2 separate regions of the Homo sapiens genome follow, and region 1 is linked to region 2. A link is an interaction called in ENCODE POLR2A ChIA-PET data of the cell type or tissue named here. Cell type or tissue: A673. All regions are shown on one strand. Links, peaks and the distances in the headings refer to the core of each region. The heading gives the core; the rest is flanking DNA.

Region 1 (8,343 bases), core at 90-8,089, 54 kb before region 2:
AGAGGTACAAACGGTCTATTTCTCATTCCAGGAAAAGTATTGACTTCTACAGGTGAAGAATACTGAGCTTCTCTCTTTCTGCCCATAGAGTTTGTTCTATACTTTTGAGAGAGTGCAACATTTAGCGAGGTGTAATGGAACTTCAGGAGTTTCAGAAAGGAATACATGATTTGATCATGAGGAAGAAGGACTGGTTGTGATGATGGCCCTTCTCTGAAGGTAGAGCCTGTGGTGGACCTGGGACTTGAACCTGGGGAGTCTGGCTTCAGGCTCTGTTTGAACTCTCTACTTGTTACTGATAGGAGAGTCACCTTGGTTCCAGAGCTGCTTCATTTCATAGTTTTAGTCCTTTTCTGAGGTTCAGGTGTATCCTTGTCCTTATATAGAATGTAATATCCCCTTATAATAAATTCCTTGTGAAGTTTTATTAAACATTTATTAAAGCTGGTTTCTGTTTCTTGCGTACAGAAATAATTTAACTAAGACAGTTGTTGACTCATAAAAGAAAAAGCAGTGAAGGCTTCATGATTGTTATTTCAGACACGAAAAGTCAACACGACTCTCCAGCTGTATAGAATTCAACAGGAAATGGGTTTAAGTTTCAGGAAAGAGCATTTTATTAGACCATTGGAGTCCATAATAAGTCTCTAGCCTAATAAGCAAGAGAAAATTATAGATTAAGTTCTTAGGATCTTCAAAAACCAGAAAAATTACAAACAAGTGTAAAGTAGGAGACTGGAGCTGAAGATTCTTTGAGGTCTTTTACACATACATTTCTAAAAATGAAAGACTGCATAATTCCAACATACTGGAGAGTAGGGAGTGGAGGGGTGAGCTTGTAGAAGTTCTTTGGGGACTGGCCGGGCGCAGTGGCTCACGCCTGTAATCCCAGCACTTTGGGAGGCCGAGGCAGGCGGATCAAGAGGTCAGGAGATCAAGACCATCCTGGCCAACATGGTGAAACCCCGTCTCTACTAAAAATACAAAAATTAGCTGGGTGTGGTGGCATGCCCCTGTAATCCCAGCTACTTGGGAGGCTGAGGCAGGAGAATCGCTTGAACCTGGGAGGCGGAGATGATTGCAGTGAGCCGAGATTGCGCCACTGCACTCCAATCTGGCGACAGAGGGAGACTCCACCTTAAAAAAAAAAAAAAAAAAAAGAAGAAGAAGTTCTCTGGGGACTTGGTTGGAGCCGGACCTGTCCGATATGGTTTCCAATCCAAACTTCACCTTTAAGGAAGTCTTCTCATGTAGGGAAACTGAGGTAGAAGGAATCATGCCTGCTGTGGTTTAAGTTTCTTGAGGTCAGGCACTTCCTCTTTTCCCAGCACTGTAGGAAGCAGTCATTTAATTTTGAGAATGATGACAACTGCATAATTAGTAGGAGGATATTAAGATAATAAATTGTGTTTAACTTGAATATTTTAAAGAGTTTATTAGTGTTTTACATTTTGGATTGGGGGTCAGATGCTTCATAATAATCTTAAATCACTAAATGAAGGATTCATGACTCAGATATTCTTTGGAAATCTTTGATATCACATGGCAGCCTTCAGCAGCCTTACCAGAACATTGTATTCTTGACTGGCTAATGCATTTTAGAAGGAACTTCATTTCTTTTGAGGTACTACAAAGAGTCACTGGAATGTTATCAGGTCCTCATGATATGAATTATGTAAAAAGTAGCCGCATTGATCTTGTTCTATAATGAAAAACTTAATGTCTAAAACCTCTGAGGGAGATTACCAAAAATTCTTCACATTTAAGATAGCCATTGGGATGCAAAATGTAGTCACCAATGTTTGCTGTGCTCCAAGACACTGCTAGATTCTTCACACTTATTACCAGTGTTTAGAAAACCTGTAGGAACAAGAATAGGGCAGCTCAGATGCCAAAGATCATCAAGCATTGCAAGAGAGGTAGCCAGAGAGATTTCATTCGCATAAATTAAAAAAAAAGTCTCAGTAAGCCGCAACTGTGGTTCTCTTTGTTTTGGTTCATGCGAGCATCTTGAAGACCAAAACTTTCTGGAAGCATAGACCTTCCCCACATTTTGTGACAGAGTGATGACACATACTTGTCATTTGAGAGGCACCATGCTATAGTGAAAGAAGCCAGATTTGGAGTCACCGGCTATACACTCTGTAATTTACATCTTCTGTTACCTGACCTCCCTGAGCCTTCGTTTTCTCATCAATAAACTGAGGATCAAAAGGATCCTCCCAAAGTTGTTATGAGGCTCAGTGGACCTCCAGAAGGGATGGCACTGATTAGCACTGACTAAGATTCAGTGATTGAGAATCACCAAATGACAGTGATATCACTGATTGAGAATCAGCACAAGCCATAGTCACCACTATCCATGGTGGTCTGAGGGTGGGCTCTCCTATCTGGCCACCTGTGGTCAGATCCTGAGCTAGCCTCTCAGTGGTTGCACAACCTTTGGCAAGTTAGGCATTCTGAGCCTCAGTTGTCTAAATCAGTAAAATGCCAATCATACAGTAATGACAGCTGTTTAACGGGGTTGTTAAAGGAGTGCGTGAATAGTGGAAAGTGCTTGCAATAGTGGAAATATTATAGTAGAACAGTGGAAAGTTCATATTAGGCCTAATAAACATTAACTTCTGCTACCACTGGGTAGTATTCCAGATTATACAGCTAAAATGCTTCAAATCAGAGATTCCAATTTTGGGGCTTTTCTTATCTCTAATATCCTAAGCCCAACCACCTCTTTTCATTTCTTAAACCGAAAGCTGTGGAAATAGTCATTTTTCCTCATAGGCATTATATAAAATATCACAGATCCTGTAGGTAAACAGTTATGTATAGTTTTTCTTGGCTCACTGCTTAAAATGGAAAAACAGAGGAATCTGTTGCCTTTCCTCTTGTTAATTTCGTGTGCGTATGGAGCCCATAGCTTGAGAATAATTGTCTTGAGGACAAGGGCAAAATCTTTTATCTTTATTTTATGCACAACTTCTGCATGATCTCAGTGGTTAGTTGAATAATTGTTGGTAGACTTATTTTGGATTGAGTCAATTTTCTATTCCCAGTGCTATAATGAGGTATAATGAGGTGTATGAGGGAAATAGGTAGTATTTTCATCCATTTGGACTCACTTCTGTTAACCCCACTTATTTAATTACTCAGAAATATTCATTAATTTAACAAATATTGAGGCTGCTATGCACCAGGTGCTTTGATGAGTACTAGGGAGAGTAGCAAGTCAGACATAGACCCTGCCGTCATGGGGCTTGAATTCTAACTTCCTATTATATACACAATGAGGTTCATATGATATTAAGAATCATTTAAATCTACAATTGTAAGGCACACTTAAATTTTGAGTATGTTTTGAGTTTATCATACATCTTCCCCTTTGTACCTTGTTCACCTTTTTAGGTCTCCAAATCACTTCCCTAAAATATTCCAGCCAATTTTCTTTAGTGCATTTCTGACATTCAAATAAAATTGTGGCTTTTAATTAAAAGGCAAGGTATTCCATTGAAACTTTTTCTATTAAATTTTAGTGGAACACTACAATAGTAGGTAAACACCAGACAAATGAATCCTATTTAAACATGGATAATATTCATCTACTTCTTTCTTAGAGCTTCCTGTAAAAATCAGGAAGACTCTTCAAACTTTACTTTCACAGGCCTGTACACTGCTGGAGGAAGGAGGTCCAAAGGGAAAAATAATTTGCAGAAGGAAAAACACCATGGAGATGGAAAAAAAAAAAAAAAAAACAAGTATTAAAACACTTGAAACAAAGGAATGGGTCACAGCTTGAAGAAGAGCTCTGGTTGAAGACCGGAAAACACCAGGGGTTAGCATAGCGGAAAACACATATAAACATATTTTAGTTTTGAGAAATGGCTCATAGGAAATTTAATGTCTGTAAAAAGTCCCCTTTTATTTCACATAGGAAGGAGGGTTAAATAGCACATTTAAAAGCACATTTAAAAGCACTGGGAAATCCCGTCCCCAAGGGTCTCAGTTCACTTGAACTCAGCTACCAGTTGCAGAGAACCTGCTTTGTACCAGGCACTGTGCTCCAGATGGAGACACAGGAAGAAGGAGGAGATCCAGTTCCCAGTCTGGAGAGGCTTCCGGTCCATTATGGAAGAAGATGTCTAAGCAGGAAATTCCTCCACACTGTGATCTGATTTGTGATGCAGGGAGGACTTCGTTACCATGGGTGTGCTTTGAAGGAGGTGTGGAGCCTGGGGTGCAGGGAGGGGGTACATAGTGGAATTTCTGGAGCAGGTGATGTATCTCCAAAGGGTGGGTAGTGGTCTTACATCAATTAACATAGTACTTTCATTTTGAAAGACTTTTAAGAAACTGAATGCGGACATCCATGAGATGATGCATACGACTGAAACTTTCCAAGTTGAATATTAAAGGTAGTAATCACATCCTGCGTCTAATTCCCTTCTTGCCAAAGAGCAGAGGCAAAACCATTGAACAACTGCATACAGTAATTCACCTGCAAATATGTTGATACAGGTTCTGCCAACTGTATTCTCTGAATAGTGCATTCTCCCCAGATGACTTTCTGTTAATTGGCAACTATGGGAGTGTCCTCCTTAGAGGGTTTTGTTGCCAGAACTCTTTCCTGTTGCCAAATAGCCAAAACTATCCTTGTGAGGGGAACTACGCATCAAATTTCTTTATTTGGTGGCTTTTCTCAGGTTCAAAGAATTCCCACAAGGTTATTTCAGGATGGCTTGAAAATAGATGGTAATTTAATTAACCCTTTCTCGGATGGTATTAATCACTCCAGTCTTGTCAAGAAGCAGATGCTTGTATCATTCACAAAATGTGTTGCTGATAAGATGGATTGGTGGCTTTTCATTCTCAGGAAATCAAACAAGTCACATTTATGTCAAAGATGGCGTGCACCGGTGACCTTCCCTTGGTTGGGGCAGTTTCCCTTCAGGAAAATGCTTAAGTGGTATACAACAGTTCTGAGAAAAGAAAGTAAGCATCTCTTGATTCTCTGAAAGTGTATCTGTTCTGAGAAATACTTAAAGATGATTAAATTTCTTGATAAATCTCTTTCACAACATTTAACCAACTTAAGAATTTGGGGATTTTCTTGATAGTATTCTTATTATAGAAAATTTTCTATTCATGCTTCTCTATCCTTTTACTTTTGCCAAAAAAAAAAAAAGATCAAAATAAAGGAAAATACAAGAAAAAGAAGCTTCCCACATTGCAATAGATAGAGCATATTGGGCCACTTTTCACTCTGCCATTGAGGTTCGTGTTCACTTTGGATATACCTACGTTGGAGCAAAAATATGGCTTGGAAGGGCTTCAGCCCTGTTGGAATTTCTACCCATCCTACTCCAAATAAATATGCAATCTAAATAAAAACTGGGCACTTGCTATGCACACACAGCTTCAAAAGGGGCATCCCTCACTAACAGAATGCCCTCCTGCTGTGTGCCAGCCAACCCTTTAGATATTCTAGGGCACATTTGGGAGAAGCAGCTGTGGCCCATGTCTTTGGAGTATAGGGCAGGTGCAGTGACATGAACAACAGATAACTGTTCTCAGCCTGGAGTGGTGCTTAAATTTCATACTTTGCCAGGGTTCCCTTGAAAAGTTAATGAGATAGAGTTGTTTAAATCCTATTAAGCTGTCATGGATGTGTTTCTGGGTTCTTTTTCTCAGTTTTACTCATCACGAGGGACTTGGTGCAGGACCCAATTTTAGACATGTGAATCCAATTCATAATCCTGTTGTTCTCACTCAGCTCATGGTGGGTATGTGGAAACAAGCTCTTACTTCCCACACCTTTAAAATGGCAATGTTGAGCAGTTTGTTGGTATGGCCTGCACCTCCTTAGAGGAAATCTATCCACATCTTTTAGATGCCTTCCAATGGCTATTAGTAGGTAGAGTTACAGGTTAAAATCATTGCCATTTCTGTACATATGGCTGAACTTTCTTCCTATATACTCAAACATAACTTGGAATTACATCTTGATTGTGTGTAACAGGAAAGCTTTGGTTCCTACTGGGGTTATTGGAGATAAATTAATCTCTGCAGGAATAGTAGGAAGGGTACTGGAGCTTTGGGTAATGAGAAGAAGGGTTGAATCAGCTGAGAAAAAAAGCCACTGGGCTGGATTCTGGCTGGAAAGTGAATTGGACCCTTGGGGGTTTAGCAGAATCTATCCAGTTCTAGCCATGGGGGCCTCTGAAGCTGCACTGTGTGCCTGGCACTAGCAGACAGAGAGACGCCTTCAACTCCTGGCCTCAGACACTAGGACGAGGGTGGAAGCTTGGTGCTCTTCTCTTTTTCCCTTTGACTCTTACCCTTTGCCTTCACTTGGTGTCAAATTCAGGTCACTGTATGACCCTCCAGTGCCCTCTGATCCTGCTTCTCTCTCTTTGTTTCCCCAAATCTCCCCACCCCTCAGCCTCTGGTAACCACCATTTTACTCTTTGCTTCTGTGAGTTTGACATTTTCAGGTTCCATATATCAGTGAGATTATGCAGTAGTTGTCTTTCTGTGCCTGGCTTATTTAATTTCACACAATGTCCTTCAGGTTCATCCATGTTTTTGCAAATGCAGGATTCTTGTTTTTCTTTTTAAGGCTGAATAGTATTCCACTCTGAATATATATGACAATTTTCTTAATCTATTTATTTGTTGATGGGCCCTTAGTTTGATTTCATGTCTTGGCTATTGTGAAGAATGCTTCAGTGAACATGGGAGTGCAGATATCTCTTCAACATACTGATTTCCTTTCCTTTGGCTGTATAGCCAGAATTGGCTATTATATGTAATATAATGTAATAGCTGGATTACATGTTGGTTCCATTTTTTTTCGAGGAGCTTCTATACTATTTTTCATAATGGCTGTGCTAATTTACATTCCCATCAACACTGTGTAGGCTCCTGTTTCTCTACATCCTCTCCAAAGCTTGTTGTCTCTGTTTGCAGATGACATAATCTTATATGTAGAAAACCCTAAAGACTTTACAAAAATAATCTTAGAACTAATACATTCAGTAAAGTTGCAAGATTAAAAAATCAATGCAACAAGAACCAAGCTGCACCCCTAGAGTGTTGCATAGATGCCTGTGGCAATGAGATGCAGGGCCATCAGAGGGCTGTTAGGATCCAGGGCTTGCTCTACCTGGCACTTGGAAGTAAGACTGGTCCTCAGTTACTCCCAAAGTTGGACCAAATGAGTCCCTAGTCACTTGAATACTTAGATGGAGAGCATGTCTTAAGAAGGAACTATTAGATTTTCTGCTTATAGACCATGTCTTAAGTGATTAACCAAAGCTGCATGACTGTATTTGTCCCTTGTTTTTAGACTAGGTCAAACTTTTTAATTACCTTGACTGTACATTAAAATCACTTGGGGAAGATTTATAAAGTCTGGGTCCACTCCCAGAGATTCTGATTTTGTTGGTCAAGGCAGTGTGCCCTGGGCATATGGGTTTCTTGTTTTAAAAACTCCCTGCGTAATTTTAATGTGCTGGCAAGGCTGAGAACCATGGGACATAACATAGAGGCTGCATTAAATGTTTTAATACATGTAAAGTACTCAGAAGATTACTTGGCACATAGAAGATACACAACAAATGCTACTGTTTTTGTTGTTATTATTGGCACATGGCTGAACACCAGATCAAACATGGAATACATAAACAGAATATCTCAACACTCACACACTAATCATATCCTGACCAAAGACCAGGATTAGATCTCTAACTGCTGGGAACAGTTATCCACTTAAGAATTGTGTTTCTCTTTCTATTTGGGTAATTAGCACTGGAAAGGTGGGCCTTTGATGTTTGCCTTCCAAAAAGAGGTTTATTGGCACTGGCTTCTGAAATGAGAAAGTCAGACTTATGAAATTGAAATGCTTCTGTATTTGTTAACACCCCCAGGTCTTGGAAGAAGACTTCAGATGAATAATGGAGCCCTCAAGAATAGACAAAAATGGAAGGACGTTTGCCAATTATACTTCCTTGATGAGGATATTAGTGCAGGTTAATTTGCAATAAGTACATACCTATTATGTGTAGGTCTTCATGGGAGACCCAATGGATGACATACAAACTAAAAAACCTAAGCTTCTCTATTGAGTTTATAATATTGATCCATAACATATATAAAATGTGAGAGTCAAGTTTATTTCATATGCTTAAATAAAAATCATTGGACAGTTTAAGAGTTGTGTAAAGTTGATTCACTTCCTGTAACAGATTTTTATCCACTCTTTTCTTGTTGGTCATGCACTACTGCATCAAATATGTCATACAAAACATTTTAATGGACTTCTCATCCTCCTTCCTCTTCTTTTTTTTA
Region 2 (8,343 bases), core at 312-8,311:
TGAGGGGAATAGGGAGATGTTGTTTAACGGGTGTGGAGTTTCAGCCATTCAAGAAGAAAAATTCCTAGAGATCTTCCGTACAACAATGTGCATATAGTTAACACTATTGAATTATATACTAAAAAGTGGTTAAGATAGTAAATTTTACATTATATGCTTTTTACCACAACCTTTTTTTTTTTTTTTTTTTTTTGAGATGGTGTCTCACACTGTTGCTTAGGCTGGAGCACAGTGGTGTGATCTCTGCTCACTGCAATCTCCGCCTCCTGAGTTCAAGTGATTCTTCTGCCTCAGTCACCCAAGTAGCTGGGATTACAGGCGCCCACCATCACGCTTACCTAATTTTTTGTATTTTTAGTAGAGACAGGGTTTCACTATGTTGGCCAGGCTGGTCTCAAGCTCCTGACCTCATGATCCACCCGCCTCGGCCTCCCAAAGTGCTGGGATTACAGGCATGAGCCACTGCGCCCAGCCTACCAAAACTTTTTTAAAACTAAAAGATATTTTAAAAATAAAGCAAAGTAAAGTGAAACGAAACAAACCAAAAAAGCAACACTCAAGCACTCACATGGTCTTTGGGAGGCACCTCTTCCTGAGAACTCAGCATCACCAAGTCAGAAATCCCATTGGAGGGGTGGATACTAGACCTGGAAGACTACTCACTTACCTTTGTTTCTCGAGTTCCACCCTCTCATTTTGCTTTGCTTGTTTTATGGAAACACAGCCACACACATTGGTTTGAATCATCTATGGCTGCTTTCACACTACAATGGTGGAGTTGAGTAGCTATGATATGGTCTACAAAGCTGAGAATACTGACTATCTGGTCCTTTAATAAAAAGTTTGCTGAGAGATCTGGGCATAATTGTGTCCCCCTCCCTTCATTCATATGTTGAAGTCCTAATTCCTAATACCTCAGAATGTGATGGTGTTTTGGAAATAAAGTCTTTAAAAAGGTATTACTCCAGTCAGAATAGCTATTATTAAAAAGTCAAAAAATAACAGATGCTGGTGAGGTTGTGGAGAAAAAGGACCGCGTGTACACTACTGATGGGAGTGTAAATCAGTTCAACCATTGTGGAAGACAGTGTGGCGATTTCTCTAAGACCTAAAGACAGAAATACCATTGGACACAACAATCTCATTATTGGGCATATACCCAAAGAAATATAAATTATTCTACCAAAAATACACATGCATTGATATGTTCATTGCAGCACTATTCACAATAGCAAAGACATGGAATCAACCTAAATGCCCATCAATGGTAGACTGGATAAAGAAAATATGGTACATATATACATATATACCATGGAATATTATGCAGCCATAAAAAAGAAAGAGATCATGTCCTTTGCAGGAATATGAATAGAGCTGGAGGTGATTATCCTTAGCAAACCAATTCAGGAAAAGACAATCAAATACTGCATGTTTTCACTTATAAGTGGAAGCTAAATGATGAGAACACATGGACACAAAGAGAGGAACAATACACATTGGAACTTATCAGAGGGTGGAGGTTGGGAGGAAGGAGAGATTCAGGAAAAATAACTAACAGGAACTAGGCTTAATACCTAGGTGATGAAATGGAGGATCTGTACAACAAACCCCCATGACACAAGTTTACCTATATAACAAACCTGCATATGTAACCCTGAACTTAAAATAAAGGTTAAAAGAAAAGATATTTCAGCAAAATGAAGTCATTAGGATGGGTTGTGATCCAATAAGACTGGTGTTCTCATAAGAAGAGGAAATTTGGACACAAATATACAACAGGAAGACCATGTGAAGACACAAAGAGAAGACAGCCATCCACAAACCAAGGGGAGAGGCCTCAAAAGAAACCGATTTATTGCGGCACTATTCACAATAGCAAAGACTTGGAACCAACCCAAATGTCCATCAGTGATAGACTGGATTAAGAAAATGTGGCACATATACACCATGGAATACTATGCAGCCATAAAAAGGATGAGTTCATGTCCTTTGTAGGGACATGGATGAAGCTGGAAACCATCATTCTCAGCAAACTATCTCAAGGACAGAAAACCAAACACTGCATGTTCTCACTCATAGGTGGGAATTGAACAATGAGAACACTTGGACACAGGAAGGGGAACACCACACACTGGGGCCTGTTGTGGGGTGGGGGGAAGGGGGAGGGATAGCATTAGGAGATATACCAAATGTAAATGACAAGTTAATGGGTGCAGCACACCAAACTGGCACATGTATACATATGTAACAAACCTGCACAGTGTGCACATGTGTGCTAGAACTTAAATTATAATTTAAAAAAATTTAAAAAAAATAAAAATTAAAAAAAAGAAAAGAAGAAACCGATTGTGTCGACACCTTGATCTCAGACTTCCTGTCTCCAGCACTGAGACAGTAAATTTCTGTTGTTTAAGCCACCAAGTCTGTGGTACTTTCTTATGACAGTGCTAGCAAGTGAATACATCTACCCACAGAAAGTCCTTTGCTTTCTGGTCTTTGCCAATGCCAGCCTCGTGGTTAATGTCCGTTCACTCATTTTCAGATAGCATAACTCCTGTTTCCTGTTTGTTTTGTCTTATGAAGAGCCATGGTTATATCTGACCATATGAAAGTCAAACTGGGTAACAGCTGGCTGCATTGTGGCCATTTCACATGTTAAGAAGATTACACCTAAGTAGCTTAACACTTTTAAATGTGTCATGGAGCCTCATACTGTGCTGAATAGTGCCCCCCTAAAAAATATTATATGCTCAGGTCCTAATTCCTCAAACATGTGAATGTGATCTTATTTTTTTTTCAAAAAAAGAGTCTTTGCAGATGTGATTAAGTTAAGGATTATCTGGGCGGGCCCCAAATCCAGGGACAACTGCCTTGTAAGAGACACATAAAGGAGATACACAGAGGATGGGGCAAAGAGACCAGGGAGTCAGAGTTTGAGGGATATGGCCCTAGGCCAAGGAATGCCCAGAGACAGAAAAAGCTGGAAGAGACAAGAAATAGATTATCCTTAAGAGCCCTAGGGGAGAGTACAACCCTGCTAACACCTTCCTTGATCTTGGACTTTTGGCCGCCAGGACTGTGAGAGAATAGAGAATATACTTCTGTTATTTTTTAAAATTTATTATTATTATTATTATTTATTTTATTTTTGAGACAGGGCCTCACTCTGTCACCCAAGCTGGATTCAGTCGTGCCATCTCAGCTCACTGCAGCCTCAACCTCCCAAGCCCAAGTGATCCTCCCACCTCAGCCTCCCAAGTAGCTGGGATTACAGGCATGTACCACCATACCTGGCTAATTTTTGTATTTTTAGTAGAGACAGGGTTTTGCCATGTTGCCCAGGCTAGTCTCAAACTCCTGAGCTCAAGTGATCCACTTGCGTTGGCCTCCCAAATTGCTGGGATTACAGGCATGAGCTACCGTTCCCGGCTACATTTCCGTTGTTTAAAGCCATTTGTTATGGGAGCCCTCTGAAACTAATTTCAGCCCTAGTGATATCCAAGTTATGCCAAGTGTTGTCACACACAGTGCATGCTACATTTTTTATGATATGGGTTAAACAGGAAGACACTGTTATACTTGGAGACAAGCTTGCTCTTGAACTGGTCTTTCCTTTCTCTGAATTCTTATTGCATGTATGATAAGGCTTTACACAATCAGTATACATTGAGATTTCCAAAGGACTTTCAATGATCTACTGTCTCACTTGAGAGAGTACTACGCAATCTCCAGCAGATAGACAGGGGAGGTGTATTAGTCTGTTCTCATGCTACTATGAAGAAATCCCCAAAACTGGGTAATTTATAAAGGAGAGAGGCTTAACGGACTCACAGCCCTGCATTGCCAGGGAAGCCTCAGGAAACTTACAGTCATGGGGAGAGGTAAAGGAGAAACAGACACCTTCTCTACAGGGTGGCAGGATGGAGTGAGGGCAAGCAGGGAAAATGCCAGACACTTATAAAACCCTCAGATCTTGAGAAACTCACTCACTATCATGAGAACAGCTTGGGGGAAACAGCCCCCATGATTTAATTCTCCACTTGGTCCCTTAACACATGGAGATTATGGGGATTACAATTCGAGATGAGATTTTGGGTGGGGACACAGCTAAACCGTATCAGGAGGCATGATACTCCACTGATTCAAGAACTGAGGTTTAGGTTGATAACTTTCCCAAATGATTCAGACCCAGGCCTGCTGATCGCTAATGGGTGTCCTTTCAACAACCATGAAGGCATGCCTAAAGGCCAGCAATAACAAGACAGATGTGCCAAGGACCTCCAATGAAGCGGGGTCTGTACTACAGTCATATCTACTCATGGTTTCCTCGATCAATATCAATAAATGCGGTATTATATTTCCCATTCATTTGGATGGATATTTTCTTTGTGGGAAAGCAAACACAAATGAATTTATTATATATATATAATGTAAGATTTCAGAACCACAGGTCATTAAGCTGAATGTTTTGTTTTTGTGGGGCTAAGTGAACTGTTGTGAACGAGTACGGCTCATCTCCATGGTACTGACCTCAAAAGTTGAGAGAAGTAGTACCATTTCACCTTTAGTTTTACTTAATTGTTGCCATAAGCCTACTGGAGAAAATTTAGGTAACATTTTTAACTTCATTCTTCTTCTTATTTTTTTTAATTATACTTTAAGTTTTAGGGTACATGTGCACACCGTGCAGGTTTGTTAAATATGCATACATGTGCCATGTTGGTGTGCCGCACCCATTAACTCATCATTTAACATGAGGTATATCTCCTAATGCTATCCCTCCCCACTCCCCCCACCCCACAACAGGCCCCAGTGTGTGATGTTCCCCTTCCTGTGTCCATGTGTTCTCATTGTTCAATTCCCACCTATGAGTGAGAATATGCGGTGTTTGGTTTTTTTGTCCTTGCGATAGTTTGCTGAGAATGATGGTTTCCAGCTTCATCCATGTCCCTACAAAGGACATGAACTCATCCTTTTTTATGGCTGCACAGTATTCCATGGTGTATATGTACCACATTTTCTTAATCCAGTCTATCGTTGTTGGACATTTGGCTTGGTTCCAAGTCTTTGCTATTGGGAATAGTGCCACAATAAACATACATGTGCATCTTATTTGAAAATCAGAGCTAGGTATGGTGGCTTATGCCTAGAACTTTGAGAGGCTGATGTGGGAGGATTGCTTGAGCCCAGTAGTTCAAGGCTAACCTGGGCAACATGGTGAGACCCTGCCCCTACAAAAAATAATTAAATCAGCTGGGCATGCTGGTGCATACCTGTGGTCCCAGCTACTCAGGAGGCTAAGGTGGGATGATCTCTGGAGCCAGAGAGGTTGAGGCTGCAGTGAGCCATGATCACGCCATTACACTCTAGCCAGGGCAGCTGAGTGTGACCTTGTCTCAAAAAACAAAAACAAAAACAAAGACAAACCAGCCATAAACATTTTTAGTGTTTATCTTGTGTAAAACTTTTCTTATGTATTATTTATAACAACTCTACAATTTAAGTATTGATATTCCTATGAATGAAAGAAATTGAGACTTAGAGAGGTTAGAGTTATTCAGAGTCACAGAGCACCAAGTACTAAAGCCAGGATCTAAAGCCCAGGTCATTTGATTCCAGAGCCTGAGGTGTTAGATGTTGGTTACTTTTAATGTAATGGTAAAAACTGCAGTTACTTTTGCACCAGCCTAAAGGTATGCTCCCACAAGTGGCAGGGCACAACCTTCCTCAGACCTGTGTGGACTTGGCTCTCACCCCAGGAGGGGAACTCGGAGAAATGGTGTCTTTCTTTGGCCCAGCATGTGTCACAAAGCAAAGCAGACATATTTCAGCAGCTTTGGGCTGCTGAGCTGCTGGGTCCTTGACACAGCACTGATGAAGTGCTCTATTTTCCTATCTGATTTCACTGCTTTTCACAAAGCTATTATTTAGTGTGCAGCAACAAGGAAGCATAAACATCGCTCTGACTTTTTGCAAGTAAATATCAGCTACAATAAGCATTTGGTCTCCCTCAAGGCTTTCAAATCTACTGAAATGTCAGGTGCAATGAGATTCTGGGCAAAGGACAGAAGAGCAAATGGATTTTATAAAGGTTCCCCGAATGCTCAGAGCCTTAAATGAGCTGACCAACCCTGCTTTGGCTAGCAGCTCCCAGGATCATTTGCATGGTTCTAGCTGTATCTCCTCTGGTGGACAATGAGTGAGGATTTAACTTAGATGTCAATTCAGGTAGTTGCTTAAACTGCAGTCACAGATCACTGACCCATCTCCCCTTGACCATACCTGGAGCATCGTGTGGCACAGAAGACTGCTTGGGGTGTGCCCGATCTGAGGGAAGCAGCTGCCGAAAGGAGACTACTTGTTATCCAATGAATTTAACCTTTCTGCGGGCTTTCGTTAGAGGAAACTTTTACATCTGGGTTGCCAGAAGAAAAACTGTTTGGGTTTACATGGGCATTCAATACAAATATAGGTCCTTCTGGCCAAGGCACAACATTAGCAGGATGTACACTGGCACTAGTGAGAATGTTCTGAGCATTGCATTCATACCTTTCCACTCATCACAGCTCTGGATTTCCAAGTAAACTATTTACATGGAGTAGGGGGGTCTCCTCATATTTGCCTATCAGAATCTTCAGGCTTTGTACATGAATGTTTTACACCCTCTTTGCACATTATTAAAAGATGAATTTAGGCTGGGTGCAGTGGCTCACGCCTGTAATCCCAGCACTTTGGGAGGCCGAGGAGGGTGCATCACGAGGTCAGGAGATCAAGACCATCCTGGCCAACATGGTGAAACTCTGTCTCTGCTAAAAGTACAAAAACTAGCCAGGCGTGGTGGCATGCACCTGTAGTCCCAGCTACTCGGGAGGCTGAGGCAGGAGAATTGCTTGAACTTGACAGGCGAAGGTTGCAGTGAGCCGAGATCATGCCACTGCACTCCAGACTGGGGACAGAGTGAGACTGCGTCTCAAAAAAAAAAAAAAAAAAAAAAAAAGAAGATTTTTTTCTCATGTAACCAGGATCTCCTGGGTAACAATTTTAGATGGGCCAAAAGTTACTGGTAGCTTTTATGGGCCATTTGAGTGGAGTGGTTTATTTACTTCTTCAAATACTTTTTCTCATCATTTATATGTCTCTAGGCTTGGGAGCAACTATTTCCAAAATTACACAGCTATGCCAAAACACCAACAACAATAAAACATAACAACAATGACTTATAGCATAGACTTGGCATTGGGGCGGGCAAGCATCATAAGGATAGCTATAATTCAACATAATTATTTAAATGTCTTTCTGATTTTTTTATGCTAAAAGCATCATCAGCATTTGCTCCATATTAATATTGATCAAGTCTCTGAAACAAACATTTCTGTGAAGTATTTTTATTAGCTATTTTTGTACTTTAAAAATCTATGGAAACATAAAGAAACACCCTATAAGATTTCATATTTTTAAAGGTTTTTAATTAACTCACCATCTCTCACAAGTTAACTCTTCTTTAATAGGAGCTTAAAAGGACATGTTGGGAACTCATAAAACTCTAAAGCCAATTAATTATAGGAGGTCTGGATAATTTATGGTAGTTTTGAGAAATACTAAGTAGCAAAAAAAAATTGCTCTTAAATTCATGTCCCTCTTATCTGACCTCTGGAAAAATGTTAGTAAGATTTATTATTTTGTTCTTGGGTGGTTGATGTATTCTGCAGATAATTCAGATAGGGCATTTAGAATTCAGGAACTCTTTAGTTTTATGACACTGCCTATGCGGATATAAGAAAGTGATCCTCTGATGTGTGCAAAACTGGTACTAAATCCTTTAGACTCATGTAGCACAGGGGTTTCGAAGTCTGTCAAGCCCCAGTCTTGCAGTAACTTCAAGAGTGCATCATTTGCAGAGGATTTGATGCAATTGTTTCTATGTTAATCTTAACGTTTAGTTGGGTCACTTATTGGAATCATTCTTGATCTCTCTGCTTTCTGTAAACATCAGGCTGGAGCTATGTAGACTCCATTTGCCTGAGGGAGTTGATGAGACCCTGACAACTGATGTGATTACCCTGACTGGTGGTATATCCCCTCCTCTCCCCAGCTGCCCATCCTCATGGCCTTTCCCTGAGTTAGGCAGCAAAGACAGGGGACGTTGTCTTCAGAAGACCATAAAAAGTACAAATGCTATTTGGAAGCAAAGGGGAGATCTGGGGAATCTTCTTCTTTTTTTTTTTTTCCCCTCGTGAACCCTACTGACATGATTGGTTTGCTCAAGACTTGGAGAGGCACAAAGTCTGGCCCTAAGGAAATGTGATCCAGTGACTGGGGTTTGTTGGAGGGAAGGAAGAGGAG

Evidence for each region. ChIA-PET counts read pairs that join two places held together with the same protein. Peaks named below come from ENCODE experiments on the same cell type or tissue, not always from the same donor. Only the 100,000 strongest peaks of a DNase experiment are listed, where the experiment ranks them.
Region 1: POLR2A ChIA-PET joins it to region 2 with 22 read pairs; 2 of 35 experiments call an interaction of 5 or more read pairs at or near these places.

What each region holds. Positions count from the first base shown.
Region 1 is chr2:223,113,816-223,122,158 of GRCh38, forward strand. It overlaps LOC124907986 (a long non-coding RNA gene), which reads left to right. Exons shown (of 2, transcript XR_007088096.1): 2 at 7,923-8,206. Among named protein-coding and RNA genes, the nearest start is that of KCNE4, 66 kb to the left of the region's middle. In A673, for the core only: no CTCF peak of the experiment used is centred there; DNase peaks (open chromatin) are centred at 596, 3,916 and 4,636; H3K4me3 peaks cover 860 bases; H3K27ac peaks cover 6,436 bases.
Region 2 is chr2:223,167,491-223,175,833 of GRCh38, forward strand. No RefSeq gene overlaps it. Among named protein-coding and RNA genes, the nearest start is that of KCNE4, 120 kb to the left of the region's middle. In A673, for the core only: no CTCF peak of the experiment used is centred there; no DNase peak of the experiment used is centred there.